Regions from separate parts of the Homo sapiens genome. Here region 1 is linked to region 2. A link is a loop called in an ENCODE intact Hi-C map of the cell type or tissue named here. Cell type or tissue: GM12878. All regions are shown on one strand. Links, peaks and the distances in the headings refer to the core of each region. The heading gives the core; the rest is flanking DNA.

Region 1 (15,682 bases), core at 5,006-13,005, 120 kb after region 2:
GACATAGTTTAGCCATGTTGGCCAGGCTGGTCTTGAACTCTTGGCCTCAAATGATCCACCCAACTTGGCCTCCCAAAGTGCTGAGATTACAGGTGTGAGCCACTGCATCTGGCCAGGAATAGACTATTTTTAAAATTTTATTTATTATTATTATTTTTTATATAAAGACAGGGTATCTCTATGTTGCTCAGGCTGGTCCCAAACTCCTGGCCTCAAGTGAGCCTCCTGCCTTGGCCTCCCAAAATGCTGAGATTACAGGTATGAGCATTAAATGCTCGGCCTAAAGAGTTATTTTTGGGCAGGTGTGGTGGCTCACGCCTGTAACCCAGCACTTTGGGAGGCCAAGGCGGGTGGGTCATGAGGTCAGGAGATCAAGACCATCCTGGCTAACAGGCAGAGCTTGCGGTGAGCCGAGATTGCGCCACTGCACTCCAGCCTGGGCAACAGAGCGAGACTCCGTCTCAAAAAAAAAAAAGTTATTTTTAATAAAGATATATAAAAAAATATTGCTTTAAAAGTTTCTTAGGCAAGGAATGTATAAAATTGAGTACGTCTCCAAATTCCTATTCTGATATAGCAACTGCTAACAATTACTGAGTTTCTATCATGAGCAGATATTGTGCTAAGTATTTTATGTGCATAATTTCATTTAATTTATTGAACAAATATTATTGAGCACTCATATATTGTTCCAGGCAATGTTCTAGACATGGGTGATACTAGCAGGGAATAAAACAGACAAAATCTATGATCTTATAAAAATGGATATATAATAGGTCAGACGGTAATAAGTGCTATAAAGAGAAATCAAACTTGGCTAAAGTGGGGTGAAAAGTACCTTTAGGTGAAAGGTGGCTGCTGTTAATTTATTATAGGGTGATCAAAGAAGATTTCTCTAATAGGTTAACAGTTTTCTGGGCAAAATTGTTTCTAGATAGAGGACACCGCAAAAAGTAAGAAAATGTTGAACATTTGACTTTCTAAGATAAAATAAGATAAAAATTACTATTTTATGGATGAGTAAACTAAGACTAAGGATTATTCTTTTTTTTTTTTTTTTTTTTTTTTTTGAGATAGAGTCTTGCTCTGTTGCCCAGGCTGGAGTGCAGTGGCGTGATCTCAGCTCACTGCAACCTCCGCCTCTAAGGTTCAAGCTGTTCTCCTGCCTCAGACTCCCAAGTAGCTGGGACTACAGCTGTGCGTCACCATGTCCAGCTAATTTTTGTATTTTTAGTAGAGACAGGGTTTCACTATGTTGGTCAGGCTGGTCTCAAACTCCTGACCTCGTGATCCACCCACCTCAGCCTCCCAAAGTGCTGGGATTACAGGCGTGAGCCACCGCTCCCAGCCTGACTAAGGATTATTCTTATATGTGCCCATGTCACCTACGTAATAAGAGGGAAAGTCAAAGCACAACCCTCAGACTATTAAGTCTATGCCTTACTCTCCCAAACATCATTCAATTTACTCATCCCAACTAAGAGCTCCTCTTTTAAAAGATTGGCAGAACATAAGACTACCAGGAATTAATTGGTGCTGCTGTCAGTTCTACAATTTAGTCTAGCCTTAGGCAAATTACTGACACTTGCTCTTCTCCAGAAACTGTAAAATGGGATTTAGGTAATTAACAACTCAGAACAACTATTTTGAGAATTAATTAGCTAATGGTTACAAAATACCCTGAACATTAACAATAAGAGTGTTTTCATTCTGAGTATCACATTTTCTTCTGAATGGAACTCCAGGTACCTCCATCCTTGCCTGCTCTGAACTTCCACACCCAGGTTCTCCTCAGATTTCTCTCTATTGGCAAAACCAATTAAGTAGATAGTAAAACCAGAGTGCATGTATCATCTTTTAAAAAAATTTTCTTTCAATAGTTTTGGGGGTACAGGTGGTTTTTGGTTACATGGATAAATTCTTCAGTGGTGATTTCTGAGATTTTAGTGCACCTGTCACCTGAGCAGTGTACACTGTACCCCAAAATGTAGTCTTTTATCCCTCTTCCCCCTCCTGACTTTTCCCCCCACCCCAAGTCCCAAAGTTCATTATATCATTCTTTTTTTTTTTTTTTTTTCAAACAAATTCTCACTCTGTTGCCCAGGCTGGAGTGCAGTGGTACGATCTCGGCTCACTGCAACCTCTGCCTACTGGGTTCAAGCTATTCTCCTGCCTCAGCCTCCTAAGTAGCTGGGACTACAGGTGTGTGCCACCATGCCCAGCTACTTTTTGTATTTTTTAAGTAGAGATGGGGTTTCACCATTTTGGCCAGGCTGGTGTCGAACTCAACCTCATGATCTGCCCACCTCAGCCTCCCAAAGTCCTGGGATTACAGGTGTGAGCCACCATGCCTGGCCCATTACATCATTCTTATGTCTTTGCATCATCATAGCTTAGCATCTACTCATAAGTGAGAACATATGATATTTGGTATCCATTCCTGAATTACTTTACTTAGGATAATGGCCTCCAGCTCCATCCAAGTTGCTGCAAAAGGTATTATTTCGTTCCTTTTTGTGGCTGAGTAGTATTCCATGGTGTATATATACCACATTTTCTTTATCCACTCATTGCTTGATGCGCAGTTAGGTTGGTTCCACATCTTTGCAATTGTGAGTTGTGCTGCTCCAGATATCATCTTTAACTCCTTTGCCTTCTCCACATACATTTCCAAGTCCTGTTCATTCTACCTCCAAAATGTATCTTGTATCCATTCATCTCTCTCCATCTTCAATCTATTTCAATACCCCATCATCTCTTGCATGGAGGAGTGTAATAATTGGCTAACTGGCCACCTCTTTTTCCAACTTGCTCCTTTCTTAAGCATTCGCCACACAAAAGCCAGAGTGACCTTTAAAATCAGAAATCACTGGGCATCATTTCCTACTTAAAACCTTTCAGTGATTGCCGGCTGGGCGCGGTGGCTCACGCCTGTAATCCCAGCACTTCGGGAGGCCAAGACGGGCGGATCACGAGGTCAGGAGTTCGAGACCAGCCTGGCCAACATGGTGAAACCCTGTCTCTACTAAAAATACAAACAAAAATTAGCCGGGAGTGGTGGCAGGTGCCTGTAATCCCAGCTACTCTGGAGGCTGAGGCAGGAGAATCGCTTGAAACCAGAAGGTTGGCTGGGCTAGATGGCTCATGCCTGTAATCCCAGCACTTTGGGAGGCTGAGGCAGGGGGATCACGAGGTCAGGAGATCGAGACCATCCTGGCTAACACGGTGAAACCCCGTCTCTACTAAAAATACAAAAAAATTTAGCCGGGCATGGTGGCGGGTGCCTGTAGTCCCAGCTACTCGGGAGGCTGAGGCAGGAGAATGGCGTGAACCCAGGAGGCAGAGCTTGCAGTGAGGCCAGATCGCGCCACTGCACTCCAGCCTGAGCGACAGAGTGAGACTCCGTTTCAAAAAAAAAAATAGAAAGAAAGAAACTGGAAGGTGGAGGTTGCAGTGAGCCGAGATCGCGCCATAGCACTCCAGCCTGGGCAACAAGAGCGAAACTGTCTCAAAAAAAAACAACCCTCAGTGATTGCCTATTGCAGACTAAGTACAGCACAATATCAGCTTGGCACAATTCCTTACCATGGCTAGGGTGACCTCATCCTGTTTTGCCCAAGACTTTCTTGATTTCAGCACTGAAAGTCCTGCATTTCAGGAAACCCTCAGTTCTGGGCAAACTGGGGCAATGGTTCCCCCTAACCATTGCCTTTAAGGCCTCACTCACATGAAGAGCTCCTGCCTGCCTCACAGCCTCACCTCATCCACTGTGCCTTCAATCACTACACCCTCTGCACACTGGCCTTGGTCTGGTTCTAAGGCAGCCCGGCCCTTTCCATCCTCAAGGCCTCGAGGGTTGTGCTCGCCTTTTCCCTTGCCTGGAAGGCTCTTCCCATGGCTGGATTCTTCTCATCCCTTAAAGCTCAGTTTAAATGCTCCAGAAAGGCCTTTCCTGATCTGAGTTAACTCAACAGATCCTATCTGCTATTCTTTATGATATCATTCTTCTATTTCCTGCCTAGCACTTATCACTAGTGAAAAGGAAAAAAAGAACCCTTTTTTTCTATACTCCTACAGAACACTTCTGACAACACAACACATGTCAGGAAAACCAGGTAGGTTTTTCACACGAAGCGATTCACCAATTCTCTGCAGACAACAGCTGGGTGTCCTACAATTTATCTCAATTCTGACACTAACTGTCTGGAGTTAGCACAGACCCCACTGGGGAAGGGCTCAGTCCCATAAGACTACCCTTTGATGCCAAAATGCAAGCCTGGGATTCCTACAGTGTTTTTTTTTTTTTTTTAGACGGAGTCTCAAAAAAGCCTCTGCCTCCCAGGTTCAAGTGATTCTCCTGCCTCAGCCTCCTGAGTAGCTGGGATTACAGGTGCATGCCACCATGCCCAGTTAATTTTTGTACTTTTAGTAGAGACAGGGTTTCACCTTGTTGGCCAGGCTGGTCTTGAACTCCTGACCTCAAGTGATCCTCCCACCTTGGCCTCCCAAAGTGCTAGGATGACAAGTGTCAGCCACTGCATCTGGCCCAGCCACCCAGTTCTAATTAGTAGTTATCTGCTGTTGTCAAGGCCTAAGGTCAAGGTCTAAATTCATAACCTGTCTCCCTGAGCCTAGAGGACCTTGATTCTGTTGCTCCTGAAACAGCTGGAGTAGGAAGGAGAACAGCTGCTATGCCCAGAAAACTGTGCAGGAACCGGTGGGCTTCCTATACTTCTGACCAACTAACTATAAATAAAGGGTTCTCACAATCCCCTCTTTGGGTTCCATAATTTGCTAGAATGGCTCACGGAACTCAGGAGCACGCTTTGCGTACCATCACCCAGTTCATTGTAAAGGATGCAACTCAGGAGCAGCCAGGTGGAAAAGATGCACAGGGCAAGGTATGAGGACAGGTGGAGCTTCCATGCTCTCCAAACATGCCACCCTCCCAGCATCTTTTTTTTTTTCTCTCCAGCCACATCCTTTTGACCTCCCAGCATCTTGATGTGTTTGTTCACTCACTTGGAAGGTCTCTGTACCCTGTTGTGTAGGGGTTTTATGGAGGTTCCGTTATGTGGGCATGATTGATTAACTCACTGGCCATTACTGATTGAACTCAAATTTTAACCCTCCGACTCTCCCCAGAGGTTGAACGGTGGGGCCGAAAGTTTCAACTGTCTAATCACAAAGATAGCTCCCCTGACAGCCAGCGCCCCCTCCTTAGGGGTTTTCCCAAAGTCACTTCACGAACTTGTGAAGGTGTAGGCCGGGTGCAGTGGCTCATGCCTGTAATCCCAGCACTGTGGGAGGCCAAGGCAGGAGGACCCCAAGATCAGCATGGGCAACGCAGTGAGACCCTGCCTCTACAAAAATTTTTTTAAATTAGCCAGATGTATTTTAAAATACAGCCAGACATGTGCCTGTAGTCCCAGCTATTTGGGAGGCTGAGGCAGGAGGATTGCTGGAGCCCAGGAAATCGAGACTGCAGCGAGCTGTGATCATGCCACTGCACTCCAGTCTGGGTGACAGAGTGAGACCCTGTCACCAAACAAAAACAAAACAAAAAACTCAGGTATAGTTGAAAGGGGCTTTTTATGAGTAACAAAAGACACTCTTTTCAAATTATCACTTGGGAAATTACAAAGGTTTTAGGAGCTCTAGGCGGGAAATGAAGACAAAGACTAAATATATATTTTTTATTATACTGCAATATCACACTAGTCTTGATTTATTTTCTTTTTTACTTTCTTTTTTTTTTTTTTGAGACTGTCTCACTCTATCACCCAGGCTGGAGTGCAGTGGTGTGATCTTGGCTCACTGCAACCTCTGCCTCCCGGGTTCAAGCGATTCTCCTGCCTCAGCCTCCCGAGTAGCTGGGATTACACACGTGCGCCACCATGCCCGGCTAATTTTTGTATTTTTAGTAGAGATGGGGGATTTCACCATGTTGACCAGGTTAGTCTCGAACTCCTGACCTCAGGTGATCCGCACACCTCGGACTCCCAGATGGCTGAGATTTCAGGCGTGAGCCACTGCGCCCGGTCTTGATTTATTTTCCATTTACCTGTTTATTGTCTGTTTCTTATCCCTAGAATGTGAGAGGACAGGGGCCTTGTCTGCATTGTTCACTGTGGTATCCCCAGCACATGACACAAAACATGTGCTCAGAAAATACTTACTGAAAATACTTACAGAAAATACCTACTTTACAAGCCTCACCTCTACCAAACAACAGGTGGACTCAAGCCCTGGAGGGACAGAGATTAAGGTCTCACAAACACCAGGACATCTGGTCAACCTGGTTCCTCCCAATGCCTGCAGGTGATTGAGAGCTGACCTCAAAGGGACCTCAAAGAAATTCTGGTTTATCTGGAGTTCTAGAGAGGTTAAAGGACTAGCCCTATGTTATACACTCAGTTTACATTTAACATAGGGCTAAAACCAACATTTCCTAATTCCCTACCAACTGAGCTCTAATTTCAAAGTATCTTAGTGTAAGAAGAAATCGCCAGATCCCATCTGCTCTAGTCCTTCCAAACAGCACCCTATCATTACCCGCATTTAAAAGATAAGACATCTGGTGCTAAAAGAAGTAAATGACTTTTCCTAGGTCACACGCCTATTGAAAGGCAAGGAAGGACTTCATTCGTTTTTTTTTTTGTTTTTTTTTTTTTGAGGCGGAATCTCACTCTGTCACCACCAGGCTGGAGTGCAGTGTTGCCATTTCAGCTCACTGCAACCTCCGCCTCCTGGGTTCAGGTGATTCTCCTGCCTCCTGAGTAGCTGAGACTACAGGTGTGTGCCACCACACCCGGCTAATTTTTGTATTTTTAGTAGAGACGGGGTTTCACCATGCTAGCCAGGCTGGTCTTGAACTCCTGACCTCAGGCAATCCACCCACCTCGGCTCCCAAAGTGGTGGGATTACAGGCGTGAGCTACTGCGCCTGGCCTGAAGGACTTCATTCTTACACCACACTGTCTCCAGGTTTTTGTTTTTTTGGTTTTTTTTGAGACGGAGTTTCGCTCTTGTGGCCCAGGCTGGAGTACAATGGTGCAGTCTTGGCTCACTCCAACCTCCGCCTCTCAGGTTCAAGCGATTTTCCTGCCTCAGCCTCACAAGTAGCTGAGATTACAGGCGTGTGCCACAATGCCTGGCTAATTTTGTATTTTTAGTAGAGATGGAGTTTCTCCATGTTGGTCAGGCTGATCTTGAACTCCCGACCTCAGATGATCTGCCCACCTCAGTCTCCCAAAGTGCTGGGATTACAGGCTTGAGCCACTGCACCCGGCCTTGTCTCCAGGTTTTAATCTTCTGTATTCTAGATTTTGTACAACCATGGAATTAAGTATCTTTCCCATATTAGACCCATTAGCAAATACCCCTGAGAGAGAGAGAGAGATTAGGTGCAGAAATAGCTCAGGAATGCCAAATCATTTAACAGATGCAGTGCTTTTGTTCTTGATTCATTAATTCATTCAACAAATATTTGATTCCCTACTATGTGCTGTAAATTATTGTGGATACTGGGAATACAGCAATGAATAAAACAAAACCTCATGCGGGAGAAAGGCAATGACAAACAAATAAACATATTTGTACATCTGAGGCATATCAGGTAGCCAAAGTGCTATGAAGAAGAATAAAGCAGGGGCCGGCGCGGTGGCTCACGCCTGTAATCTCAGCACTTTGGGAGGCCAAGGTGGGTGAATCACCTGAGGTCACGAGTTCGAGACCAGCCTGGCCAACATGGTGAAACCCTATCTCTACTAAAAATACAAAAATTAGCCAGGCATGGTGGCACGTACCTGTAGTCCCAGCAACTTGGGAGGCTGAGACGCGAGAATCGCTCGAACCTGGGAGGTGAAGGTTGCAGTGAGCCGAGATCGTGCCACTGCACCCCAGCCCGGGAGACAGGGCAAGACCCCCTCTTCAAAAAAAAAAAAAAAAAAAGAATAAAGCAGGATAAGGAGACAGTGACGGGCAGGGAACAGCGCTGCTTTAAATAAGTTGGTCAGGGAAAGACACTCCAGTCAGATGCCACTTGAGCAGAGATCTGAGTGAATTAACGACATGAACTAGAGAAAGAATATTCCACGCCAAAGAGAACAGAGGCACAGTGGCCCAAGGCAGGCAGGAGTTTAGCATAACTCAAGGGAGGGTCCAGAGGTCCTGCGGCTGGAGTGGAGTGAGCCGGAAAGAGGAAGGAAAGGTCACATGAAGAGCTGGGGCCAGGTCCTGATGGTAAGTGCTCTTTGGAACTCCTCCTTTTAAAACTGGCGTGTCTTCAGGAAGCTGAATATCTACAAAGCTAGGCCTCGGAGAGAAGGCTTTTCCTGAGTATGTTTGTGTGAGTGATTCCGTGTGTTAACAAAGCGCCCCAGGATTTGCCTTTTCTTCCCCTGTTTCTTGCTGTTAGAATGTTAATCTGGCTAAATCCATTCAGCTTCACTCGTTTGGAAATCAGTCATCTAATGCTTGTAGCGAAAAAAGGAGACAAGCTAATACATCTCAACAGAGCAGATACGTGGGAGCCACTCCCACAGATCAAGATCCTTGCAGAAACCCAAGCCATTGTTCAGCCAATAGTAAATAAGAATCCGAGTCATTCTAAAACTGAGTAGAAAGCTGAGTCATCCTTCCCTCTATCAAGAGCTTTATTCCTTTTGCATCCTGTGGATCTTGGTTGGTTAACACATTACTGAATGGTGACGTGGGTAGGTCTGTCTGCCTGCATCAAATCCTGCCCTAACCACATTCTCAAGATAGTTTTCACCACATTTACTAAACTTCCTTGAACCTCAGTTTCCTCCTCTGCAGGAGGAGGGTATGAATGCTTTATTAGTTTTCTACTGCTGTGTAATAAATTAGCACAGATCTAGAGGGTAAGAGCTACTCCCACTCATCATTTCACAGTGCTGTAGGCCAGAGGCCCCAGATGGCGTAACCAGGTTTTCTGCTAAGAGCCTTGAAACGCTGAAATCAAGATGTTGGTTGTCCGTGTCCTCACCTAGAGCTCAGGGTCTTCCTCCAAGCTCATCCCTGTTGTCAGCAGAATGTAGGTTCCTGCAGTTGTGGGACCGAGGCCTTGTTTCCTCACTGGCTGTCAGCAGAGGCCATTTCTCAGCTCCTTAAGCCTGCCCCCTTCCTCCACAGTGACCCTCTATTCCAAAGCAGCAACTACACACCTAACCCTTCTGACACTTGGAAAACATCTGACTTCTGCTCTCAGCCAGAGAAAGCTCTCTGCTTTTATTCTTTTTTTTATCTACTTATTTATTTTGTAGAGTGGGGATCTCGCTATGTTGCCCAGGCTGATTTTAAACTCCTGGGCTCAAGTGATCCTCTTGCCTTGACCTCCCAAAGTGCTGGGATTACAGGCATGGGCCACCATGCCTGCCGCTTTCTGCTTTAGCAGCTCATGTTCACCCAGATAATCACTCTTTCTTAAGGTCAACTGTGCCATACAACATAATATAATCATCAGAGTGAAATCTCATCATATTCACAGGTTCCAGAGATAAAGGACATCTTTAGGGTCCATTTTAGACATTCTGCCTACAACAAATGCCTTCCTTGCAGAACTCTTTTGAAAATTAGAGATGATGTATGTGTGTAAAATAGTTGCCAGCTGCTAATAGCTGCTATTACTATAAGAGCCTCTTTGATGCAGGGAGCAACTAAGTAACTGAGCTACTCAGTGAATCAAGTATAAGACCAGACTCCGGTGCCAGGGCTGTGGCTCATGCCTATAATCCCAACACTTTGGGAGGCCGAGGCAGGCGGATCACCTGAGGTCGGGAGTTCAAGACCAGCCTGACCAACATGGAGAAACCCTGTCTCTACTAAAAATACAAAATTAGCCAGGCGTGGTGGCGTGTGCCTGTAATCCCAGTTACTCAGGAGGTTGAGGCAAGAGAATAGCTTGAACTGGGAAGGCGGAAGTTGCAGTGAGCGGAGATCACGCCACTGCACTCCAGGCTGGGTGACAGAGCGAGACTCCGTCTCAAAAAAAAAAAAAAGATCAGACTCCAAACAGTCTATGGTAAACACCTATCATTACCTTTCTTATATGTATGAATATTAAAACAGCATTTCACGCATAACAAGTACACTGTTTTTATTGGAGCATTTATTAATGAGTTGATTTGGAAGTTCACCTTAGACAAAGATTGAGTTCCTCCCCTTTTCTCTGAATACATTATTTCTCTCTTTTATCAAATCATTTTGGCAAAGCTGCTGCTTCTTCTTCCTTCTCATGTACTTTGGTGGAGTTCCTTAACACAGGACTCTGCATTTGGCTTTTATAGCACAAGTATTGCTATGATCTGAATTTGGTGATCCTCCAAAATCCATACTGAAATCTCTTTTTCTTTTTTTTTTTTTTTTTTTTGAGATGGAGTCTCACTCTGTTACCCAGGCTGGAGGGCAGTGGCACAATCTCAGCTCACTGAAACCTGCACCACCCGGGTTCAAGGGATTCTTGTGCCTCAGCCTCCCAAGTAGCTGGAACTACAGGCACGAGCTACCATGCCTAGCTAATTTTTTTTTTTTCCAGAGACGAGTCTTACTCTGTCACCCAGGCTGGAGTGGAGTGCAGTGGCACGATCTCGGCTCACTGCAACACCTCCACCTACTGGGTTCAAGTGATTCTCCCGCCTCAGTCTCCCCAGTAGCTGAGACTACAGGCACCCTCCACCATGCCTAGCTAATTTTTGTATTTTTAGTAGAGACGAGGTTTTGTCGTGTTGATCAGGCTGGCCTCAAACTCCTGACCTCAGGTGATCCGCAAACCTCGGCCTCCCAAAGGGCTGGGATTACAGGCATGAGCCACCACACCCAGCCAAAACTTTAAGGACTAAGAGCTAGACCATAATGTGTCAGAAGACTCTTTTCCCCTCTGCCATGGCAACTGGCAATATTCCAAATAGCTTCTGTTCTTTTAGCCTGGGGGATACCTGTAATTATAGCATAACACAGTCCACCTGGGACTCTCACAGTGGCGACACTGAATATTTCTATGCAACCTTAAAAATCTCCACAGATTGGCCAGGCATGGTGGTTCACTCCTCTAATCCCAGCACTTTGGGAGGCCGAGGAGGGAAGATCACCTGAGGTCAGGAGCTCGAGACCAGCCTGGCCAACATGGTGAAACCCCATCTCTACTAAAAATACAAAAATTAGCCAGGCGTGGTGGTGGGTTCCTGTAATCCCAGCTACTCAGGAGGCTGAGGCAGGAGAATCCCTTGAACCCGGGAGGCAGAGGTTGCAGTGAGCTGAGATCACGCCACTGCACTCCAGCCTGGGCAACAGAGTGAGACTCTATCTAAAAAAAAAAAAATCTCCACAGATAGGTTTATTATTATTCCTGTTTTACAGACTGTGTAACTAAGGCTCAGAGAAGTCAAAGAACGTGCCCATAGTCACATCTAGTAAGTGGTTAAAGCCAAAATTCAAACCCAGACCACTGGATTCCTAAATCTGAGCTTCTAACTATAGCCAGTAAAAGCCTGACCTAATGTAATGGAAATGGAGATGAACAAATGTGCCTAGAAAAGTGAAGTTTTTTTTGTTTTGTTTTGAGATGGCGTCTCGCTCTATAGCCCAGGCTGTAGTGCAGTGGCGCAATCTTGGCTCACTGCAGCCTCCACCTCCTGGGTTCAAGGGATCCTCCTGCCTCAGCCTTTTGAGTAGCTGGGATTACAGGCACCCGCCACCACACCCAGCTAATTTTTCTATTTTTAGTAGAGACAGGGTTTCATGGTGTTTGTCAGGCTGGTCTCAAACTCCTGACCTCAGGTGATCCACCCACCTCTGCCTCCAAAGTACTGGGATTACAGGCGTGAGCCATCTTGCACGGCCCCATTTTTTCTTTATTTCTAAAAATAAAATTTGTTGGACAATCTGGGGAGGATGAGCTAAGGTATGGATTTTCTTTGTATTTATATTGCTTGGGATTCACTGAGCTTCTTGGATTTATTGATATTTTCATCAACTTTGGGAAATGTTGGGCCATTCGTTCTTCCGTTATTTTTCTGTCCCATTCTCACTGTCTTTTTTTGGGACATCAGTTACATGTAGGTCTAATATTGTCCTCCAGGTCTCTGAGGCTGTATTAATTTTTTTCCAATCTTTTTTCTCTGTTTTTCGAATAGGATAATTCTTATTGGTTGGTCTTTGGGTTTACTGACTGTTTTGCCATCTTCCGTCTGCTGTTAAGTCTTTCCAGTGAGTTTTGTTATTTTATTTTGCCTTTCAGTTCTAGAGTTTGCATTTGCTTCTTTTTTAGAGTTTCCATTTCTCTGCTGAGGTTCCCTACTTACTCATTAAGATAATATTTTCCTTTATTTTGAACATATTTACATGTGTTCCTTTAATTCTTTAAATATCTTTATTTTTAATTTTTTTTTTGAAATAGAGATGAGGTTTCGCTATGTTGCCCAGGCTGGTCTCAAACTCCTGGACTCAAGCAATCTGCCAGCCTCGGCCTCTTAAACTGCTGGGATTACAGGCATGAGCCACTATGCCTGGTCTTTTTTTCCTTTAGAGACAAGATCTCCTCTGTCACTCAGGCTGGAGTGCAGTGGCACGATCATAGCTCGCTGCAGCTTTAAACTTCTGGGCTCAAGCGATCCTCCCTCCTCAGCTTCCTGAGTAGCTAGGACAATAGGCACAAGCCACCATACCCAGCTAATTTTTACTTTTCTTTTCTTTTCTTTTCTTTTTTTTGAGACGAGAGCTCACTCTTGTCACCCAGGCTGGAGCGCAGTGGCGCGATCTCGGCTCACTACAACCTCCAACTCGCTGATTCAAGTGATTCTCCTGCCTCAGCCTCCTGAGTAGCTAGGATTACAGGTGCGCACCACCATGCCCAGCTAATTTTTGTATTTTTGGTAGAGATAGGGTTTCACCATATCGGCCAGGATGGTCTCGATCGCTTGATCTTGTGATCTGCCCGCCTCAGTCTTTCAAAGTGCTGGGATTACAGGCGTGAGCCACTGCGCCTAGCCTTTACTTTTGTTTTTTTAGTAGAGACAGGGTATTATTATTATTATTATTATTATTATTATTATTATTTTACTTTATTTATTTATTTTTTTTGAGACAATCTTGCTCTGTCACCAGGCTGGAGTGTAGCGGCGTGATCTCAGCTCATGCAACTTCCACCTCCCAGGTTCAATCAATTCTCCTGCCTCAGGCTCCCGAGTAGCTGGGACTATAGGCGCCTGCCACCATGCCCAGCTAATTTTTGTGTTTTTAGTAGAGAGGGGGTTTCACCATGTTGGCCAGGCTGGTCTCGAACTCCTGACCTCAAGTGATCTGCCCACCTCGGCCTCCCAACGTGCTGGGATTACAGGCGTGAGCTACTGCGCCCGGCCACGAGACAGGGTAGTATTATATTTCCCAGGCTTGAATGTCTTTATTTTTACTTTAAAAGATTAATTTTTTTTTTTTTTTTTTGAGACAGAGTCTCACTCTGTTGCCTAGGCTAGAATGCATGGTGCAATCTTGGTTCACTGCAGCCTTGACCTCCTGGGCTCAATCAAACCTCCTGCCTCAGCCACAGGCTGGAATCACAGGCCTGCACCACCATACTCGGCTATTTTTTTTCAGTTTTTCATAGAGACAGGGTCTCACTTTGTTGTCCAGGCTGGTCTCGAACTCCTGGGCTCAAGTGTTTCTCCTGCCTTGGCCTCCCAAAGTGCTGGGATTATAGGGATGAGCCACCTCACCTGGACAAATATCTTTATAAATACTGCTTAAATGTCTTCGTCTACTACATCTAATATCTGCGTAGTCTCAGGATCAGGTCAATTTCTTTGACTACTTTTGTTTTTCTTTATTTTCTTTCTTCCTTCTTCTTTTTTTCCTTTTTTTTTTTTTGCATGTCTAGTAATGTTTTATGGTAATACTGGACACTACAGCTAATACGTTGTAGAAATTTTGGATTCTGTTATCTTTATTTTTGTTCCAATAGGCAGGTCAGTTATTTCCTGGTCACTTTGAGCTTGCATACGAGTTTTTTGTTTGTTTTGCTTTTAACTTCGTTAGGGTAGATCTTTGGAAATTTCAAGATATTTTTCCAACCTTCGAGCTCTGTTTCCCTTGTGGATTTTGTCAAGGCGTAGTTTTAGGCTTTGTTAGGGCATGTCTAGTGTGGGCCTTCCTCTAGGACAGTCGCCTCAAATTTAGTTTGTATCTGAATCATCTGAAGAGCTATTGTTAGAACATAAATTTCTGGGCTTCTTCTCCTGAGTTTCTGATTCAGTAGGTCTGAAGTGGGGCCCTTGAATTTGCATTTCCAACAGTAACGTCTAACAAATTTCCAGGTTATGTTGATGCTGCTGGTCAGGGGACAGCAATTTAAGAAATATTGCTGTAGACCATGATCCTTACTTTCATTTATTTATTTTTTTAAGACAGGGCCTCACTCTGTCATCACCCAGGCTGGAGTGCCGTGGTGTGATCAGGGATCACTGCAGCCTCAATTTCCCAGGCTCAAGCAATCCTCCTGCCTCAGCCTCCTGAGTAGCTGGGACTACAGGCACATGCCACCACACCTGGCTACTTGTAGTTTTTGTAGAGATGGGGTTTCACCATGTTGCCCAGGCTGGTCTCAAACTCCTGAGCTGAAGCTCAAGAGCTCAAGTTCAAGCTTGAGCCCGCCTCGGCCTCCCGAAGTGCTGGAGTTACAGGCGCGAGACACCCGCCCGGCCGTGGTCCTTACTTTTAAGACGTGAACTCTTCGATGTCCCAGCTGGATGCCTGGAGTGTCATTAACAAAGTGTTAGAGTGCTTTCCCACTCAGGCTGAGCCATAACTAATGCCCGCCCCCTCCGTTGCTGCTTGAACTCAATCTCTGCTCAGCTTCTTCCACCGCACAGAAGCTGGTACCTGGTCATCCTTGGGTAGTCTCACCTTTCAAATGTGCAACACAGCTCTTAACCAAGTGCTCAGAGGACACCCCCACGAGGATTTTTTGGAGTCCTTCCTCTGCAAAGCTCCTGTCTCCAGTGTTCTAACCAGCAGATTCCAGCTGCTCAGCTGCCCGAAACTCTGTACTCTGCCTCCTCAGCTTAGTTAAGTTCTCCTTTTCCTACTTGGATGCCAGGAAATTGCCCCCCAGGTAAAGAGCCAGAATGATTCTGGGGCTTAAAAAAGATGAGTTTCTCGGCCGGACGCGGTGGCTCATGCCTGTAATCCCAGCACTTTGGGAGGCTGAGGTGGGCGGATCATGAGGTCAGGAGATTGAGACCATCCTGGCTAACACGGTGAAACCCTGTCTGTACTAAAAATACAAAAAATTAGCCAGGCATGGTGGCAGGCGCCTGTAATCCCAGCTACTCAGGAGGCTGAGGCAGGAAAATCGCTTGAATCCAGGAGGTGGATGTTGCATGAGCTGAGATTGCGCCACTGCACTCCAGTCTGGGCGACAGAGCAAGACTCTGTCTCAAAAAACAAACAAACAAACAAACAAACAAAATGATGAGTTTCTTTTCCCTCAGGGACCAGAGACTTGTACTCTCTCCTGGCCAATTCCTGAAACAGTTGACTAATACTTGGTTTTTTTTGTTTGTTTTGTTTTGTTTTTGAGATGGGGTCTCGCTCTGTCACTCAGGCTGAAGTGCAATGGCACAATCACAGCTCACTGCAGCCTTGAACTCCTGGGGTCAAGCAATCCT
Region 2 (15,682 bases), core at 4,047-12,046:
CCCTCTCCCTTTCCCTTTCCCCCCATAGCTCATGCTATTCCTTGACCCCAACACTCTCTCCATACTGGGCCCCTGCAAAGGCTGTTTAATGTAGCCACTGCCGCCTGTCTCCAATCCCCCTCTGCCTATCCTCCAGGTCTCAGTTAGAATGCCATTCAAACTCCAAGCAACCTTCCCAATAGTCACCTCCTGACTCAGATTATGTTAGGTCCTCTTGTTTTTATTTATTTATTTTTTCGAGATAGGGTCTTGCTCTGTTGCCCTGGCTAGACTGCAGTGATGCAATCTTGGCTCACTGTAGCCTCAACCTCCCAGGCCTAAGCAATTCTCTCACTGCAGCCTCCCAAGTAGCTGGGACTATGGGTGCGTGCCAGCATACCCAGCTAATTTTTTATTTTCCAGTAGAGAATGGGATGACAATTTTTAAATTTTTGTAGAGACAGGTCTCATTATGTTGCCCAGGTTGGTCTTGAACTCCTGAGCTCAAGTGATCCTCTCACCCTGGCCTCCCTATGTGCTGGGATTGCAGGCGTGAGCCACTCTGGCTAGCTTAGGTTTTCTTGTTTTAGACTCTTAACTCCTTACAGTTCTTCATCAGCCCACTCATTACTCTGTTAATGTATTATTTAATATCTTCTGTGACTACTAAAGTAGCCCTGTGGGGACAGCAATCCTTTCTGTCCTAATTACTTCTTAATTATGCTACATCTAGCACAGAGCCTAGCACAGAGCCTGGCACATAGCAGGTGCTCAAAAAATGTTTGTTAATGGATTTACTTGTATCCCTACAGATCATGTACTATCACCTATAGGGTCTCATAACATGGAGGTTTTGCAAATGTTAAAGTCTGTCTCAATCAGGCAAATGTGGCTTAGGGAATCATGCCCATTCTGTGGCATTAACTCTCAAGATGCTATTTTTCTGCACATTTAACATGAACATGGATTTGGACTCTGCTTTCACGGATAAATGAACGAGTCACTCTGGGACATAGCATGGAGTGTTTTCATTGCAAACTCCTACCCGCTGATTGCAGGAGGGGAACCTTGGATAAGTGTCTGATTCTGGGATCTTATGTCTGGAAGGCTGCTTCATTATCTCACATGGGCTGTTCTGAGTGCCAGCGCCCACTATTTACAAGGTCCTTGGGGTGCTCATCTCAAGACTATCATATGAAGTCACCAAAAAAAAAAGTTTTTCTTTCAGTATTAGAAAACTAAATTCTGGCTGGGTGTGGTGGCTCATGCCTATAATCCCAGCACTTTGGGAGGCTGAGGTGGGCAGATCACTTGAGGTCAGGAGTTTGAGACCAGCCTGGCCAACATGGTGAAACCCCATCTCGACTAAAAATACAATAATTAGCCAGGTGTGATGGTGCGTGCCTGTAGTCAGTCCCAGCTACTCGGGAGGCTGAGGCAGGAGAATCACATAAACCCAGGAGCAGAGGTTGCAGTGAGCCGAGATCGTGCCACTGCACTCCAGCCTGGGTGATAATGTGACTTCATTTCAAAAACAAAAACAAAAAAGGAAACCTAAATTCTTTCTTTGGTAAGCACAGACTTCTTACTAATCATCTACTCATCAGACTATGCATTTCTTACCCTTAAAAATTCAACCCTCTAAAAAGAAAAAAAAAAAAAAAACATTTGTATTGTGTGAAAAATAGAAGGTAGGGAATACTTAATGCTGGTCATTTGGGGATTATCAGAGAAATGCTGTATTTCACCAGACCTGTTTGCATAAGGTGCACCGAATTTCAGACATGTTAAATTGTATGTGTGAAGGGCGGGGGATGCATTCTAGTTGATGATATGCAGTAATGCTACAGGAAGAACCCACCACCAGACATTTTCATGAAATCAGTATTAAAAGAGTTTCACTGAAATCATTCAAATACACCTCTGTCATTCTTTTTGGCTGTGGGAGTCCTCTGAGGACATTTGTGCTTACAAACATACAGGGCACTCTGGCCTAGTAAATTAAACAAACACAACAACAATACGTTTGTAAAAACAAAAACAAAGGGGGGTGGCAAGGATTAGCATTTTGATGTCGCTATGTGATGTTCACCCACTTTTCTCCCCCGCCACCGGGTTATGTGCATTTGAGTCATGGTGAAGATGATGCCAACTTACCAAACCTCCTCAGTGAGCCAAGGATTGCTGATCTCTGCTGGGTGACCTGACGCAGAGTCTCTTTCCAAGGCCTCCGTTACCTGAGCTGTGAAATGAAAAAAATAACACTACTGACCCAAAGGCTGGTATTGAGAAGTCCAAAGTTAGTGATCACTAAATGGAACTGGGAGAGCGGGTGAGAAGAAGGAACATGGTGTTTTGCTATTATCACAGGCCGTTGTGTGTGCCTGGAACTACAAGGGAAGCTACATAACCAGGCAATATAGGAAATCTCCACTGGTCACATCATTTTGCCAGCTCTGCAAGACTATTCCGTTTCATATTAATTAAAAGACACTCAAGGAAAGAAAATCTTACTATGACAAAGAGAGAAAGGAGAGCCTCATGCCTGTAATCACAGCACTTTGGAAGGCCGAGGCAGGAGCATCACTTTAAGCCCAGGAATTTGAGACCAACCTGGGCAATATAGTGAGAGCCTATCTCTACAAAAAAATTTAAAATTAGCTGGGCGCCCATGGTCCCAGCTTGTTGGAGGAGCTGAGGCGAGAGGATCACTTGAGCCTAGGAGTTCTGAGGCTGCAGTGAGCTATGATCGTGCACTCCAGCCTGGAAAACAGAGTGAGATCCTTTTTTTTTTTTTTTTTTTTTCAGACGGAGTCTCGCTCTGTCACCCAGGCTGGAGTGCAGTGGCGAGACCTCAGCTCACTGCAACCTCCGTCTCCCAGGTTCAAGCAATTCTCCTGCCTCAGCCTCCCAAGTAGCTGGGATTACAGGCATGCCCCACCATGCCCAGCTAATGTTTTGTATTTTTAGTAGAGACGGGGTTTCACCATGTTGGTCAGGCTGGTCTCGAACTCCTGACCTCATGATCTGCCCGCCTCAGCCTCCCAAAGTGCTGGGATTACAGGCGTGAGCCACGGCGCCCGGCCTGAGATCCTGTCTTTAAAAGAGAGAGAGAGAGGCCAGGCGCAGTGGCTCACACCTGTAATCCCAGCACTTTGGGAGCCCGAGGCAGGTGGATCACCTGAGGTCAGGAGTTCAAGACCAGCCTGACCAATATGGTGAAACCCCATCTCTACTAAAAATACAAAAATTAACCAGGCGTGGTGGTGGGCACCTGTAGTCCCAGCTACTCAGGAGGCTGACACAGGAGAACTGCTTGAACTCGGGAGGCGGAGGTTGCAGTGAGCCAAGATCACGCGATTGCTCTCCAGTCTGGGCAACAAGAGCAAGGCTCCTTCTCAAAAATAAATAAATAAATAAATAAATAAATAAATAAATAAAAGAGAAAGAGAGGGAGAGAAGAGGAAATGTATAAAAAGTGGACTAACAGGGAGGGGAAGCTCACAGGTTTGACCAGGTGCTCGAAACTCCACTCTACTGCTTGCTAGCTGGTTGATCTTGGGCATTTTACTCAGCCTCTCTGAACCTCTGAGTTTTTCTCATCTAATATGGGCCTAATAGTACCCATTTGTTGGAGACATTGTGACAAGAGATATGAAGCCTTTGGGGCCTAGCACACAGAGAAAATGTTCAATGAAGGGCGGCTATGATTATTATGTTCATTTAAAATTCTTTCTGCAGAGGCACATTAAATTCAAAATCATTTAAATCACTATGAGTTGTGTTAGTTTTAAATGTTCCTTCACCTTGGAAGCCCTCTACAGCTGGCTTTTCTGCCTATACACAAATAATATTCTCTAACAATTCAGTTTCATATTTTTAAGTAAATACTTTTTTTTTTTCCAGATGGAGTTTCCCTCTTGTCACCCAGGCTGGAGTGCAGTGGCATGATCTCAGCTCACTGCAACCTCCGCCTCCCGGGTTCAAGTGATTCTCCCACCTTAGCCTCCCAAGTAGCTGGGATTACAGGCATGCACCACCACTCCGGGCTAATTTTGTATTTGTAGTAGAGATGGGGTTTCACCATGTTGGTCAGGCTGGTCTTGAACTCCTGACCTCATGTGATCCACCCGCCTCAGCCTCCCAAAGTGCTGGGATTACAGCAAGTAAATACTTTTGATTAGCTAGGTTCAGTGTAGAAGATTTTATTATACTACTGTTCCACCAAGAATAAATAAAGCTGTGACAAATGTCTCATTCCTGCGATCCCCTCCAAGAAAGACTACAACGTACCTCTTGGATAAGAAAATACTGGGCTATGCTAACTCCTGCAGTCCAGCTCAGTAATCATTTGTTCCAAAGTTCTTCCCAATGCAATGGCCAAATTAACTAAGGTTGAGCTTCTGATTAACATACAGTGCTGGAAGGAACTTTGACCCACAGAAACCTGGCATTTGACTTGCTTCGGTGAGTCCAACCTGTGTCACGAGTGCCTGTTTCAAGGGTAATAAAGGACCTGGCTGTTTGCTTACAGCAAATGGAGGTGGTGCCATGTCATTATACAGCTTTTACCTCTCCTGTCCACCTAACCCTTGGCAAATAAAGTCTGCAGCCCACACATCAGTTTTTGGAGTGATAGAATGAAAAAGGGTATGGATTTCCAAACTGAAAAGCACCTAAGTTCTACCTGGCATTCTGACTAAATGTTAGCTGCTTAAGAAACATGAATATGGTACCAAGATCAAAGGGACCAGAGTAGAGATCAGGTGTTTGAGCAGGTGCATATTATAACCATCCAAATTGTGCCTCAGTGAACAAACTGCTCTCTCTGCTAGCTCCTGGGTTCCCTTTTAGTGACATGTTATAAAACAGGAATCAGATGCAAGGAACAGACCACAGTACTAGAGAGTTCATGTCTCTTCCTGTTCTAGGATATACAGTGCCCCTCCCTGCCCTGCCAAATTCATAAATTCAAGGTCTAACCCCTAGTATCTCACAATGTGACTATATTTGGAGACAGGGTCTTTAAATGGGTAATTAAGATTAAATGAGGTCACGGGGATGGGCCCTAATGCAATATAACCAGTGTCTTCATAAGAAGAGGAAATTCAGACACAGACAACACAGACCGAGGGATGACTGTGTGAGGGCACAGTGAGTGGGCAGCCATCTGCAAGCCAGGCAGAAAAGCCTCCAGGTAAACAAACCCTGCTGTCACCTTGATCTTGGACTTCCAGCCTCCACAACCATGAGAAAATAAATGTCTGCTGTTAAAGCCACTTGGTCCATGGTATTTTGTTATGGCAGCCTAAACAAAGAAATACACTGCCCCTCCCCACATCCCCCAACCTCATCTCCCAGGACCAGATGAGTCGCAGATGAGTAAGGAGGTCAAGGGCATGATAATCAGAGTGGATTAACTGTGCAATTAAACAGTGGTAAACAGGAGAGCACATGCTCTATCCAAAGGTATCAAATTCAAAAAACTTAAAATACTATGAGGCCATACAAAAGACGGCTATGGCTTGATGATGCCCTTCAGGTTGCAATTCCTGAGCTAAACCATTACAGTATGATATTTAAAAACACCCATTATTAATGCTTTCAACAAATATGAAATGAATGCCTCCTACAGGCCAGGCCCTATGCCAGGCAATGGCAATAGCAGTGGTGAATATGTTCTCTGCCTTTGTGGTATTACAGTGTGGATAGTGAGTCCAGGTGCTGAGCTGGGCTAGAAATGTCAAGTTGAGAAGACAAAGTCATTGCCCTCCAGGAGGGTACAGATTAGTGGAGCACAGAGTTGGGACGAGACCATTATAAAACAACGTGACACCAGCTCTAATCCACAAGGGGCCCTGGAAGCTGGGAAGAAGATGATCCCATGTCTGTGTCAATCAGGGAACATGTGAGCCAAGTCCTGAAGGATGAATAACAGTTTACCCGGCAGACACATCTGAAAGACAAGAGGGCATTTTCCAGACAGAACAGTCAGTTCCTGGTGCAGGGACATAAGAGCGTACAGGATCTCTGGAGAACGACAATGAGCTGAGCACAGCCAGGGTGAAGACGGGCAGGGGAGAGCAACAGGACGTGCCGCTGCCAAGGCAAGGAACCAGGAGCCCACATTTGATTGCCGAGGGAGCCATCGGAGAATTTTAATCAGGAAGGTGACATCACCAGAACTGCATGTTAGAAGGATCACTCTGACCACAATGCAGAGGAGGGCTAAAGGCAGGGCGACCTGTCTGGAGACAAAGAAGGCAGGAAATAGGGAAACAGACATAGGGATGCTTGCCGGTCAAGGTCAGTCATCATGGCGTTCAGCTGCAGCCACGGGTGACACTGCCCAAGGGCATTATGTAGGGAAAGAGAAGCCCTGGCTTTTAAATCTGAGTACATATTACTTTTTTTTTTTTGAGACAGAGTTTTGCTCTTGTCACCCAGGCTGTAGTGCAATGGCACCATCTCGGCTCACTGCAACCTCTGCCTCCTGGATTCAAGGGATTCTCCTGCCTCAGCCTCCCAAGTAGCTGGGATTACAGGCACATGCCACCATGCCAGTTAATTATTGTATTTTTAGCCGAGACAGGGTTTCACCATGTGGGCCATACTGGTCTTAAACTCCTGAGCTCAAGTGATCCGCCCAACTTGGCCTCCCAAAGTGCTGGGATTACAGGCATGAGCCACTGTGCCTGGCCTGGGTACATATTATTATGATCAATGAGAAAATGAGTTTCTTAAGAAACTTTTAATTTCACTTATCCTCATCAGGAAACTAACCTTACTCATTCTTTTTATCAATCAAAAGCCACACATGACTGTACCTCAGTTTCTTTTTTTTTGGGGGGGGGGACACAGAGCCTTGCTCTGTTGCCCAGACTAGAGTGCAGTGGCATAATCTGCAACCTCCGCCCCCTGGGTTCAAGCGATTCTCCTGCCTCAGCCTCCCGAATAGCTGGAACTACAGGCACGCACCACCGTGCCCAGCTAATTTTTGTATTTTTAGTAGAGACAGGGTTTCACCATGTTAGCCAGGCTGGTCTCAAACTTCTGACCTCAAGTGATCCACCTGCCTCTGCCTCCCAAAGTGCTGGGATTACAGGCGTGAGCCACCACGCCCAGCCAGTACCTCAGTCTCCCTCTTATTTTCCTCAGTCTGTAAGTAAGGATAATAATAGCACTTCCCTTAGAGGGAGGATTCCTTAAGTTAAATAATACGAGTACATAGGTGCAATAAATGTTTTTTTTGTTTGTTCGTTTTTTTTTTTTTTTTGAGATGAAGTCTCGCTCTGTGGCCCAGGCTGGAGTACAGTGGCATGATCTCGGCTCACTGCAACCTACGCCTCCCGGGTTCAAGCAATTCTCCTGCCTCAGCCTCCCAAGTAGCTGGGATTACAGGTGTGTGGCACCATGCCCAGCTAATTTTTTTTTGAGACGGAGTCTCACTCTGTCGCCCAGGCTAGAGTGCAGTGGCGCAATCTCAGCTCACTGCAACTTCCGCCTCCCGGGTTCAAGCAATTCTCCTGCCTCAACCTCCCAAGCAGCTGGTATTACAGGCGTGTGCCACCACGCCTGGCTAATTTTTGTATTTTTAGTAGAGACAGGGTTTCACCATGTTGGTCTCGAACTCCTGACCTTGTGATCCACCCGCCTCGGCCTCCCAAAGTGCTGGGATTACAGGTGTGAGCCACCGTGCGCAGTAATAAATGTTAAATACAGCAGAAATAAATATTAAAGAACAAATGGGAAATTAATGATTGTTCAGTTAATGACAGTTCTCCCTCTCCATGAATATTAGCCAGAGGATAACCACCACCACAGCCACAAAGGGTCAAACCCAACAGAGCTGTCTTGGAACGAAGCTGGGTTTGATTTCCTTGCATCTCTCCCGAATTCTCACATGGTCTCCTACACAAGACCATAAATTTTGTGCATGATCATTACTTTAAAGTTATAAAATGCTTTGTGTCAGGTAAAATGTTCTCAACGATTAAAGATTAAAGGGGATGTGGGGCCTTCGAGGGGAGACTGACTGCAGAGGGGCATGAGAAAACTTTCCAGAGATGTTAGTTCCTACATCTTGATTGGGGTAGTGGTTTCACAGCTGGATACATGTGTTAAAAGTCACCACTGAAAATGTGGGAAGTTTATCATACGTAATTTTTTTTTGAGACAGAGTCTCACTCTGTCGCCCATGCTGGAATGTAGTGCTATGATCTCAGCTCACTGCAACCTCATCCTCCTGGGTTCAAGTGATTCTCCTGCCTCAGCCTCCAGAGTAGCTGGGACTACAGGTGCCCAGCACCATGCCCGGCTAATTTTTGTGTTTTTAGTAGAGATGGAGTTTCACCATGTGGGCCAGGCTGGTCTCAAACTCCTGACCTCAAGTGATCCGCCCACCTCAGCTTCCCAAAGTGCTGGGATTACAGGTGTGAGCCACCGCGCCTGGCCCTATCATATGTAAATTATACCTTAATAAAGATTGAAGGGACGGAAGATAGAGGAAAAAGGGATTCAAGGGGAAATGGGTATTTATATTCCAGAGAAGGAAAAAATAGATATGCATGAAGAAACTCGTCTTAAAACTTTTAATTTCCAAAATCATTCTCTCTTTGAATAGATGAAACTGTCAAGGAATGCAAAAAAAAAAAAACTTCCTTATGCAAGAAACATTTTGAAAAATTTAGACATCTTCCCCCTCTCATTATCCTGTAACTAACAAACAGCACTTTTTTACCCCTAGGTTCACTGAACAAGCTGCCCTCTTGTGGTTCTGATATATTTCCTGAGCACAAAAGTGGGCTGTTAGGAAGCTGTGTAGGTAGCAAGCCCAGCCTGCCCACAAATATTTGTCAAGGTAACTGAGAGTGAATGTTCTGACCTGCTTCTACATGAGAGGTATACACACATCACTATGGGCTTGGGTCACAGTTACAAAAGAATGAAGAAAATACGGTGGCCACAAAATACATATGGTTCGAGGCTGACAAATTCAAAAGACAATTTAATCTCTGTTTACTTTGCTGCTTAATTTTAAGGCCCTTTAGTACATACTTTCACTTTTGCAACGTGGAATCAGCATATCAGAAGCAAGCACGTCTCAAACAAGGTCAGGGCAAAGAAAGCAGAACTGCAAACTCCGATTCTACCATCTGTGAATATATTCAATATTCCCAAGATATCTTTGTACAAAGAAAGAAAACAACAAAACAAAGTAAACAAATAGTACCTAATAAAAACAATCCTGCATTTTATTAACATTGGCAAGCAGAATCCAGATCTCTAATAAAATAACAAGCACTTTTAAAAAAGAAAGGAAAGGAGGGAAGAAGGAAGTACACAAGGAAGAGGGAGGGAGGGAGAATCAAATAGCGTACTTTTCTTTTTTTTTTTTTTTTTGAGACAGAGTCTCGCTCTCTTGCCCAGGTTGGAGTGCAGTGGTGGGATCTCGGCTCACTGCAGCTTCCGCCTCCCGGGTTCAAGTGATTCTCCTGCCTCAGCCTCCCAAGTACCTGGGATTACAGGAGCGTGCCACCACATCCAGCTAACTTTTGTATTTTTAGTAGAGACAGGGTTTCACTATGTTGGCCAGGCTAGTCTCGAACTCTTGACCTCAAGTGATTCACCTGCCTTGGCCTCCCAAAGCGCTGGGAATTACAGGTATGAGTCACTGCATAGCCACAGCATAATTTTCAAAAGTTACACTAAAAGAAGACAAAAGATGACACAGGCATTGACTCAAAAACTGGAAACATTTTCTCTTCTAGAGAGCAATCCATCTTTATACAAGACCTTGTTTAAAAGAAAAACATAGAGGCCCTAAGACTTTTTTAAAGATAAGGATTTAGGGGCTAGGTGCGGTGGCTCACACCTGTAATCCCAGCACTTTGGGAGGCTGAGGCAGGTGGATCACGAGGTCAGGAGATGGAGACCACCCTGGCTAACATGGTGAAACCCTGTCTCTACTAAAAATACAAAAAATTAACAGGGCATGGTGGCGGGCACCTGTAGTCCCAGCTACTCAAGAGGCTGAAGCAGAAGAATTGCTTGAACCTGGGAGGTGGAGGTTGCAGTGAGCTGAGATCCCGCCACTGTACTCCAGCCTGGGCGACAGAGTGAGACTCTGTCTCAAAAATAAATAAATAAATAAATAATAAAAAGATAAAGGATATAAATAAAAATGGGCTCTGTATTTCAACTATTGACGTGTTAAAAATTCATCTAGTCCAGATCCTGCAGTAGCAGGTGGGCTAAATTAATTTGAACCAGGGGTAGACTCATTTCTGTATATGGCTGCCGAATCCACATTCTGATAGATCAATCTTTCTTTTTAAACACGGTCACGTCACTTCCCTTCTCAAAACCCTCCAATGGCATGTCCTCACACTTGGAATAAAATCCAGAGTCCTTCCCCAGGTTCCCTCTAGGAGCCTGCATAGCGTGGCTTGGCTGTGCTCCATTCCCTGCTGTTCATTCTCCATCAACCTCACAGTGCTGGCTATACCACTGGCCTTCTGGCCGTTTCTTAAACAAACCAGCTCATCCTCTTCTCCTGCCTTGGCACTCACTGTCGGCCCCACCTGGAATTTCCTTTCCCAGCCTTTACACCACCCCCCATCCTAGCTCTCTCCCTGACTGAATTCAGGTCTTTGCTCAAATGCCATCTCCTCCAAGAAGTCTTCTCTGACAACTTTCTTTTCTTTTTTCTTTTTTTTTTTGAGACGGAGTCTCACGCTGTCACCCAGGCTGGAGTGCAGTGGCACGATCTTGGCTCACTACAACCTCCGCCTCCCGGGTTCAAGTGATTCTCCTGCCTCAGCCTCCCGAGTAGCCGGGACTACAGGCACGCGCCACCACGCCCCACCTCTGATTGCTTTTTTTTTTTTTTAATATGGAATACTTCATGAATTGATTATTCTTTTAAAAGAGTTCTCCAATCACCAACTGTATACTCTTTCTTCCTCTTCCCTATCTTTATTTCTCTTCTTTGCTCATATTATTATCTGAAATTGCATTATGTATTTTTTATTTTATTTTATTTTATTTTTGAGACAGAGTCTCACTCTGTCACCCAGGCTGGAGTGCAGTGGCGTGGTCTCGGCTCACTCCAACCTCAGCCTCCCAGGTTAAAGCAATTCTCCTGCCTCAGCCTCCCAAGTAGCTGGGATTACAGGCGCATGCCACTATGCATGGCTATTTTTTGTATTTTTAGTAAAGATGGCATTTCACCATGTTGCCAGGCAGGTCTTGAACTCCTGACCTCAGGTGATCTGCCCACCTTGGTTTCCCAAAGTGCTGGGATTACAGGTGTGAGCCACTACGCCCAGCCAATTATGTATTCATTTTTATCACTTTTCACTATCTATCTGCCCCACTAAAATGTGAGCTCCATGATAAGGGACTTTTTCTTCTTCACCAAGGCACTCCCAGCTCCTAACGCAGGGTCTAGCACTAGTCAATAGTCAATATTTGAGAAATAAAATATCCCCTGGTTGGAGAGATAATAAGCCCTTAATCAAACCTGTTCCAAGACTTTTACTATCAACAAGCTAAAAAGCCCATGTCCTTTACTTGAATTCAGAGTGCTGAACAGTGGTTGGCCAGCAACCTCTACTAAGAAGTTCTTTGCGATCAGAGACATTTGAAGGTAAAATAGGGCCTTCGTCGTAAGATGAGCCAGCCAGCCCTTTTGTCCTGAAACTGAGTACGCAAGTGCAGAGAGGTTACCTGGTTTCTCCAAGCTCACATAGAAATGGTGAACATCAGGAGACGCGGGACCACTTAAAGGATGCACAGTCCCGTATTCATCTCCGCAACCCCAGGACCCAGCACGGTGCCTGGTGCAAAGAATGCACTCAGTGGGATTGCGCCCAGGGAACGAATGCTCTCTAAGGCCTCATTCAACTGAACTGTACTTCCTCTCATTACTGTCCCAATGATAACTTCCTATCCGAGAACCATTTCCAGTCACTTGAGTCATGCGTCATTTACTTCCTGTCCTCTGTCCTTTTAAAGTGCAGTTTGACAACATACCAGGCACAACAGTAACATCTGGGGGCTGCTTTGCTTCTAACGTAAGTCAAATAGCCCAGCATGGAAAATACCTAGGAAAAAAGTGGGATATGCAAAGCAAACCTCAAAAAAAAAAAAAAAAAAAGACAAAAGCTGGTGGGCTGGCCACGGTGTCACAAATGAAGTCTCCAGTGGCTTCATCATAACAAGTAAGTTTACTTTATGAAAGCTCACACTTGCATGGTGCCTTCTGTTCTCAGCACTTTATATATATATGCTCTCATTGAATTCTTTCCAAGATGTACATCTCACCTGTAAGAGGCACTACAACTCTGAAAAACCAAGTAATTTTTAGAAATAATTCAGCATTCTTTCTGATTGCTCTAGAGGAAGAAAAAAAATTTTAAAGAAATAATTTAGCAGCAAAATCCGACGCTCTAGTTCCTTCCTCCCTTCCCCCCATCTCTCTCTCCTTTCTTTCCCTCCCTCCCTCCCTTTCTTCCTTTTTTTTTTAACGAATCTCCCAGGCTTAAGGGCAGTGGCGTGATCTCGGCTTGCTGCAACCTCCACCTCCAGGGTTCAAGTGATTCTCCTGCCTCAGCTTCCTGAGTAGCTGGGACTGCAGGCACGCACCACAACACTCAGCTAATTTTTGGTTTTTTGTTTTGTTTTTGAGACGTAGTTTCCCTCTTGTTGCCCAGGCTGCAGTGCAATGGCGCGATCTCGGCTCACTGCAACCTCCGCCTCCCAGGTTCAAGCGGTTCTCCTGCCTCAGCCTTCCCAGTAGCTGGGATTACAAGCGCCCGCCACCATGCCCAGTTAATTTTTTGTATTTTTACTAGAGATGGGGTTTCACTATGTTGGCCAGGCTGGCCTCGAACTCCTGACCTCAGGCAATCCACCCGCCTCAGACTCCCAAAGGGATTACAGGCGTGAGCCACCACACCCGGCTTAATTTTTGTATTTTTAATAGAGACGGGATTTTGCCATGTTGCCCAGCTGGTCTCAAACTCCTGTCCTCAAGTAATCCGTCCATCTCAGCCTCCAAAAGTGCTGGGATTACAGGTGTGAGTCACCGCACCCAGCCCCTGACTTTCTAGTTTCTAATGAGACTCTCTACAGCCTTCGTTTCTTGCAGCATGTCTGAGTGTCCATTCGCTCTGCTGAAGAAATAGTGATGGGTGTGATCAAGGAATACTGCCTGAGATGAGTGGTATTAAGCAACACAGGGTACGTGCAACATATTATCTTTCTAAAATCTGAAATGTTCTGGCTTCTAAAACACATCTGACCCAATGGGTTTCGACAAGGATTTCTCACTTATATTAATGCAGAGAAGTAACTTGCCCACATCACACACCTAGTAACTGGCAACGCTAGGACTGCAATCAGGCAGCCTAATTCTGCAGGCCATGCCTGCGGCCGCCACATCATCCTGCCTCTCTCATGAATGATGGGAATGTGATCTGAAAGTCAGTGATTCCTCAACTGTTTTTCTGATGTGGGTCCCAGAAATAGAATTCGGAAAGATGAACAGCCAAGGTGGCCTTGTGCTGTCACCTGTGAAGGCAATTTGGACCAGCGATGACACCAGGTGAGTTAGGGCACAGAACAGCTGACTTCCCAGAAGTCATGGCCACTTTCGGGAAAATGGCATCCAGAGGCTTGGAGATCAAAACTTTTGCCTCCTTGAACATCTTCCCCAGGAGCCTCTGGGAAACACTGAAGCCAACCTGCTAAAGACCTGAAAAGATCTTCTTTTTTTTTTTTTTTTGAGACAGAGTCTGGCTCTGTCGCGCAGGCTGGAGTGCGGTGGCGTGATCTTGGCTCACTGCAACCTCTGCCTCCTGGGTTCAAGCAGTTCTCACGCCTCAGCCTCCTGAGTAGCTGGGATTACAGGCATGCACCACCGCGTCTGGCTTATTTTTGTATTTTTAGTAGAGACGGGGTTTCACCATGTTGGCCAGACTGTTCTCCATCTCCTGACCTCAGGTGATCTGCCCGCCTCAGCCTCCCAAAGTGCTGGGATTACAGGCTGAGCCACTGCACCCAGCCTAATACATTCTTTTTAAGATTACACTATGAGGTTAAGTAATCTTCATTACTTAATGAAGATTAAGGTGCAGTAGGTCATGCCTGTAATCCCAGCACTTTGGGAGGCCAAGGTAGGAGGATCACGATCACACCACTGCACTCCAGATTGGGTGACAAAGTGAGACTCTGTCTCAAAAATAAAGTAATTGCAGTTTTTGCTATTACTTTTAATGGCAAAAACCGCAATTACTTTTGCACCAAACTAATACATTCTTTTTAAGATTATACTATGAGGGCCAGACACAGTGGCTCATGCCTATAATACTAGCACTTTGGGAGACTGAGGCGGGAGGATCACTTGAGCTCAGGAGTTCCAGACCAGCCTGGGCAATATGGCGAAATCTTGTCTCTATAAAAAATAAAAAAATTCACCGAGTATGGTGGTGCACGCCTGTAATCCCAGCTACTTGGGAGACTGAGGTGGGTGAATCACCTGAGCCCAGGATGCAAAGGTTGCAGTGAGCTGAGTTTGCGCCACGGCACTCCAGCCTGGGCAACAGAGAGAAACCTTGTCTCAAAAAAATATATATATATACATTTACATGATGAGGTGGGATGAAGAGCTGCAGGTGGGTTGTGAGCCTGAGAATGTGTGTTGGGGGGCACGTTGGGGGGAGTTGTGCACATATGAAAGTGTACGCTCATTAAAAATTGATATTTCCCTAATGTCCAGAATGCAGAGCAATTATAATTTATGCTTCAACTTTTCTGTCCCCTAAATTCATTATTGGTGGAAGTAAAAGATGCTGATCATTTGGGCCCACAGTGTGCTTACTTGGCTAAGTCCTTGGGGTTACCTCCATTCTTCAGATCTCAGTTCAAATGTCAATTCCTCAGGGAAGCCTTCCCCAATGCCCAAAGTAGACTGTCCCACCCTTTAATTCTCACCCACATCTTGGTGTACACTTTCCCTTTGAGCAGTCATCGTGGGTTCTAATTAAATACTCCTGGCTTTCTTTGTTCACTGACTGGCTGTTCCTACTAGACTGTAATTTCCTTGAGGACAGTACTATATCTATATGCTCATCTGTGTTCCCAGCATGAAGCATAGCACCTGCCACATCCTAGTAGCTCCATAAATATTTGTTGAGTTGGCTGGGCGCAGTGGCTCATGCCTGTAATCCCAGCGCTTTGGGAGTCTGAGGTGGGCGGATCAACTGAGGTCAGGAGTTCAAGACCAGCCTGGCCAACATGGTGAAACTCCGTCTCTACCAAAAATCCAAAAATTAGCTGGGCATGGTGGTGGGTGCCAGAAATCCCAGCTACTTGGGATGCTGAAGCAGGAGAATCGCTTGAACCCAGGAGGCGGAGGTTGCAGTGAGCCAAGGTCGCACCATTGCACTCCAGCCTGGGCAACAAGAGCGAAACCCCACCTTAAAAAAAAAAATTGTTGAATGAATGAATGCATGAGTATAGAATTTTACAATAAAAAATCAGAGGTTCCTCAGCAGACAAACACAAGGCCTTCTCCCACCTCTGAGTTGTGAAATTGTTATTGCCTAGGCAATCCTATTTGGCAATTTATCATATGTTGCTCAGTGACCTGTTATCTTTATAGTTGTGGATTGTTGCTTAATTTTCTTATTCTTTTTTA

What was found. A loop is a pair of places that touch in the nucleus more often than their neighbours do. Peaks named below come from ENCODE experiments on the same cell type or tissue, not always from the same donor. Only the 100,000 strongest peaks of a DNase experiment are listed, where the experiment ranks them.
Region 1: a loop joins it to region 2, with 2.5 times the contacts of the local background. A loop is called at or near these places in 3 of 110 quality-filtered maps.

Annotation. Positions count from the first base shown.
Region 1 is chr4:40,664,443-40,680,124 of GRCh38, forward strand. No RefSeq gene overlaps it. Among named protein-coding and RNA genes, the nearest start is that of RBM47, 42 kb to the left of the region's middle. RefSeq lists an enhancer at 7,840-9,039. In GM12878, for the core only: no CTCF peak of the experiment used is centred there; DNase peaks (open chromatin) are centred at 5,162 and 8,759; H3K4me3 peaks cover 570 bases; H3K27ac peaks cover 4,014 bases.
Region 2 is chr4:40,542,286-40,557,967 of GRCh38, forward strand. RBM47 (RNA binding motif protein 47) reads right to left here. Exons shown (of 7, transcript NM_001098634.2): 2 at 2,137-2,221. Among named protein-coding and RNA genes, the nearest start is that of MIR4802, 48 kb to the left of the region's middle. RefSeq lists a silencer at 8,743-8,832. In GM12878, for the core only: a CTCF peak has its summit at 8,760 (motif pointing left); DNase peaks (open chromatin) are centred at 8,906 and 9,684; H3K4me3 peaks cover 1,347 bases; H3K27ac peaks cover 2,537 bases.